Regions from separate parts of the Homo sapiens genome. Here region 2 is linked to region 1. Evidence: read pairs that join two places in POLR2A ChIA-PET (ENCODE). Cell type or tissue: A673. All regions are shown on one strand.

The links. ChIA-PET counts read pairs that join two places held together with the same protein. Peaks named below come from ENCODE experiments on the same cell type or tissue, not always from the same donor. Only the 100,000 strongest peaks of a DNase experiment are listed, where the experiment ranks them.
Region 2: POLR2A ChIA-PET joins it to region 1 with 6 read pairs; 4 of 35 experiments call an interaction of 5 or more read pairs at or near these places.

What each region holds. Positions count from the first base shown.
Region 1 is chr11:74,576,743-74,579,242 of GRCh38, reverse strand. It overlaps LOC105369386 (a long non-coding RNA gene), which reads right to left. Exons shown (of 3, transcript XR_950302.3): 2 at 1,657-1,805; 3 at 863-1,122. Among named protein-coding and RNA genes, the nearest start is that of POLD3, 15 kb to the left of the region's middle. In A673, no CTCF peak of the experiment used is centred here; a DNase peak (open chromatin) is centred at 1,042.
Region 2 is chr11:74,523,665-74,526,164 of GRCh38, reverse strand. No RefSeq gene overlaps it. Among named protein-coding and RNA genes, the nearest start is that of LIPT2, 31 kb to the right of the region's middle. In A673, no CTCF peak of the experiment used is centred here; no DNase peak of the experiment used is centred here.

The DNA of each region.
Region 1 (2,500 bases):
CTTTTCTTTTCTTTTTTTTTTTTTTTTTTTGAGACAGATTCTCGCTCTGTCGCCAGGCTGGAGTGCAGTGGTGCGATCTCGGCTCACTGCAACCTCTGCCTCCTGGGTTCAAGCGATTCTCCTGCCTAAGCCTCCCGATTAGCTGGGGCTACAGGTGCCCACAACCACACCCAGCTAATTTTTATATTTTTAATAGAGACGGAGTTTCACCATGTGGGCCAAGATGGTTTCGATCTCTTGACCTCATGATCCACCTGCCTCGGCCTCCCAAAGTGCTGGGATTACAGGTGTGAGCCACTGCACCTGGCCAGGATGATGTTTCTGAAACACAGATCTGATGATGTTACTCCCTGCTTAAAACCCTTTGGTGGTTCTCTGTTGATTTTAGAATAAAGTCTCTCTCTCTCTCTCTCCTTCCTTCCTTCCTTCCTTCCTTCATTCATTCCTTCCTTCATTCCTTCCCTCCCTCCCTCCCTCCCTCCCTGCCTCCCTCCCTCCTTCCCTCCTTCCTTCCTTAATGGAGTCTCACTCTGTCACCCAGGCTGGACTGCAGTGGCACGATCTCAACTCACTGCAACCTCCACCTCCCAGGTTCAAGGGAGTCTCCTCCCTCAGCCTTCTGAGTAGCTGGGACTATAGGTGCATGACACCATGCCTGGCTAATTTTTTTTGTATTTTTAGTAGAGATAGGGTTTCATCGTGTGGGTCAGGCTGGTCTCAAACTCCTGACCTCAAATGATCTGCCCACTTCAGCCTCCCAAAGTGCTGGGATTACAGGTGTGAGCCACCGTGTCCGGCAAGTCTCAGTTTCTTAGTAGAGAAGACGGGAGCGTTCAAGGCTCTTCAGGGTCTGGTCCTTCTTCCACCTTCCTCTTCAGCAATGTCAAACTGCAGTAGCGCCAGCATCATCCAACAGCACACACCTGCTATCACAGCCACATGTCTTCGCTTCCTGCTTCTGCTGCAGCCTGAAATACTGCCCTTGACTCTGCTCCATTCCTTTATGTCTGGAAGCTTGAGAGCCTCCTTCCTGGCATTTGTCTCATGGCCTCCTGCTGATTAAACACAGTCCAGATGGTGCTGCTGCTTCTCATCTGGCTGGGCAAGATTCTGTTTCAGCTCCTGATTTCCATGAAATATGCAATCCCATCAGGCATTTGGGGATTTGGGCAGTGTACTAAGGATGTGAGGAGTGTGGGGGAAGGGGTACACTGCACAGTTCCCACAATTTACACCTAAGATTTCCCACCTGAGGTCTCTCCTCTCCAAAATTCCCTTGTTTCAGCCAGCTTCCCAGCCCAGGGTATTTTAGTCTTCCCCCTTCTCCTTGTTAGGAACACATGTGTGCATGCATATATGTGTGTGTGTGTGTGTGTGTGCATGCATGCATGTGTGTGCATGCGTGTGTGTGTGCATGCATGTGTTGCGTGTGTGCATGCATGTGTGTGTGAATGTGTGTGCATGCATGTGTATGTGTGCGTGCGTGTGTGTGTGTGTATATGTGTGTGTAAACCTCCCTTGTCTCATGCAACACAATCCCACCCTTTCTCTACCCAAGTTCCAAGAGGCTATAGGGTAGTTTTTCATAGATTATCCTAATTTCTTCTCAGGATACTTTGGCACCTGTTGCTAAAAAAATTAAAGAGGCATCCATACCTTACACATCTCTCTCACTGAGTTTGCTGTGAGCTCCTGAAGGCCAGGCCCATGTCTAATTCATCACTGGTCCCTGTTCCAGCTGGAGCCTGGCACAGACATGGCCAGGACATAAATGAGCCACCGGACTGTGGTGTGGCTAGAAGAGGCTGGGAAGTATGGGATAGCAGGTCAGTAAGGAATGCCTTCATTTTTCATCCTGGAGAGTTGGGTTTCTGATGAGCTGCCCCCACCCCCCATTGTTCTCAGAGCTGATTCATACCCAGAAATATATCCTCTGCCTCTGTCGATACATCTTGGCCTTTGAGAACCCCATTAGGCCAGACAAAGGGAACGTCCATCTGCTGGGCACTTTCTTTCTTTTTTTTTTTTTTTTTGATACAGAGTCTCGCTCTTTAGCCCAGGCTGGAGTGAAGCGGCGTGATCTCAGCTCACTGCAACCTCCGCCGCCTGGGTTCAAGCAATTCTCCTGCCTCAGGCCCCCGAGTAGTTGGGATTATAAGTGTGCACCACCACCACGCCCAGCTAATTTTTTGTATTTTTAGTAGAGACAGGGTTTTGCCATGTTGGCCAGGCTGGTCTCGAACTCCTGACCTCAGGTGATCCACCTGCCTCGGCCTCCCAAAATGCTAGGATTACAGGTATGAGCCACCGCGTCCGGTCTGCTGGGCACTTTCACGAGGTATTTCCTCCTCCAGGAAGCTGGTCTCCCTCTGTGACCATCCCCGGGAACCACATTTCTCACAGATCACCTGTCCAACAGCAGGTGCCAAGTCTACTCCCATCCTTACTGCCCCTCGCTGAGCACAGGCCCGGCCATCTTTCAGCCTCCCCACTGGTCTTT
Region 2 (2,500 bases), 53 kb after region 1:
TAGATGGAATAGCCTATTGTTCCTAGGGTGCAAACCTGTACAGCATGTTACTGTACTGAATACTGCAGGTAATTTTACCACAATGTAAGAATTTATTTATCTAAGCACATCTACACATAGAAAAGGTACAATTAAAATATGGTAGGTTTTATAATATTTTAGGAGTATCATCACATATGTGGTCTGTCAGTAACAGAAACATTACGCAGTACATGACTATATTTCAAGGAAAAGTTATAGAGGACAACCATCAGGATCTCTTACAGAACGTGACTACTTGTCAATAATAAAATGAATGTGAATCTAGGGTAATTCATTTGGGCTAGGCAAAAAGGTTAAAGGGGAAAGCAAACATACATGGCTACACATGTAGGTACCACTAGCTGGTCATGACCTAGGCAAGGAGGTGAGTCTTTGCCTTTTCTAAATTTCAATTTTTTCATCTGTAAAATTGACATTATTGAATGTTAGTGCATTATGCTCTTTGGAATTTTTGTTGTTGTTCTTTAAAAAAGCAAACACATAGAAATAAGAAATGCAGTGGTGTGGGGCTTCAGATCACAGCCCATTTAGGTCTCCTTGTCTTGACTTCAGTGGCTTCTAGAGCCACTGTGTTTAATCATATGACTCTGAGGAAGACAACTCAAAGCTTTGGATGTATGTACCAATCAGCCTAAAGTTAATTAACCTATACTTATACTTAATGTATGTTACATGTTGACATATTATTCTGATGTTTAATGGATCTGGATTATTTTTATGATTTTATAACAAATTGAAACTTTCAATGATACAAAAAAAGAAAATAAAATAAAGACTTCTAGTCCAGGGCATTAAAAAACAAAACAAAACAAAACAAAACAAAACAATGCATTCTAGCTGATAAGCTAACAAAGGAGATAAAATGGAATCATAAAAAAATTTAATTACACCGAAAGAAGAGTGAGGATTCTCAGGCTCACTTTCCACATACAAAAAAGCTGACTGTGGTGTTTTTTAGAAAAAAAAAAATCTTGTCTTTACTGACGAATATGACATTCCCTGGAAGACAAACATAACTATGGTAAATTTTGATTTCAATGTCCATTTTCCCCCTTCTTGCTACAATGTATGAACATATACTAAAATAATCTCAGGAAGTACCCTGTTCCAAGAAACTTAATCTGGCCACAAGTCTCATGCTGATGTTTTGCTACAGCTTTCGAGACATAGAATGTTAAAGATTGGTAGGACTTCACCAAGCACCCAATCCACACATCCCCCTACTGCATTTTCCAGAGCGTAGGACTCAGTGAGGCAAAATGACTTGTTCAAATCAGACACCGTATTTGCAGGACAGGGGTTGGAAGCCAGATCTCTTGGCTCCATTCATTTCATTCAATTTAATAAACACCCAAGTGAGCCCCTGGGGATCTGGCTAAGGAAAAGGAGTGGTGGGGGTTTTCAGGGAAGAGGCTCTGGATGTGGGTGACTTCACTGGGTGGGGACTCATTTGATTGTTCCCAGACCTCTGATAATTTGCCTTCATCCTTCACCCCCTGAAAAGGGTGTGTCCTGGGTAAATTGACCCTGTATCAGGCAAAGCTAGATTAAATTCCTGCAATCCACGAGGCCAAGCAAAAGGTATGAATGAACACGCAGGAGGAGAGCTTAATTCCGGTAAGGGTCTTAAAAGGCAGGCAATATTTTCACAGGTGAAGCTGGCAGGGCATGAGTAACGTGTGTGCAATGGTCACAGCAAAGGCAGTTTGCGTGTTTGAGAGTTAGGTTTGAATCTCAGTTCAGTTATCTGACAAACTCCCTTCACCTCTCTAAACTTGTTTCTTGAGCTACAAAATTGGGATAAACTATCTCTGTGTAGACTTACTGGGAGGATTAAATGAAAGAAAGTAGGAAATGTGTCTAGTGTTAATGGTGACTATTCTAATTTTTTTTTTAAGAGATGGTCTTGCTGTGTCACCCAGGCTGAGTGCAGTAGGATGATCATAGTTCACTGAAGCCTCGAATTCCTGGGTTCAAGCAATTCTTCCTCCTTGGCCTCCTGAGTGGCTAGGACAACAAACATGTGACAAAATGCTTAGCTAATTAAAAAAAAATTTTTTTTTTTTTTTTTTGTAGAGACAGGGTCTCATTATGTTGCCCAGGCTTGTCTTGAACTCCTGTGCTCAAGTGAGCCTCCTGCACTGGCCTCCCAAAGTGCTGGGATTACAGGCAGGAACCACCTCACCTGGCCTGGAATTATTATTGTTGTATCCCAGCATTTACCCATTTGATATTCACAACAACCCTGAGAAGTAAAGTATTATTAGCATGACTGTTTTACAGATTAGTAAACTGGAGCTTGGAGAGATTAAGAACTTTACCCAAGTTGTTTAGTGAACCCTGCTAAGGTATCAACCACATGGCTGCAGCAGAGGGTGTATGTTGGGGGGCAGTGGAAAGTGGTAAAGTACACGTCAGCTGTGCCTAACCCTGGAAGATGCAGTTACCTCCTAGAGGC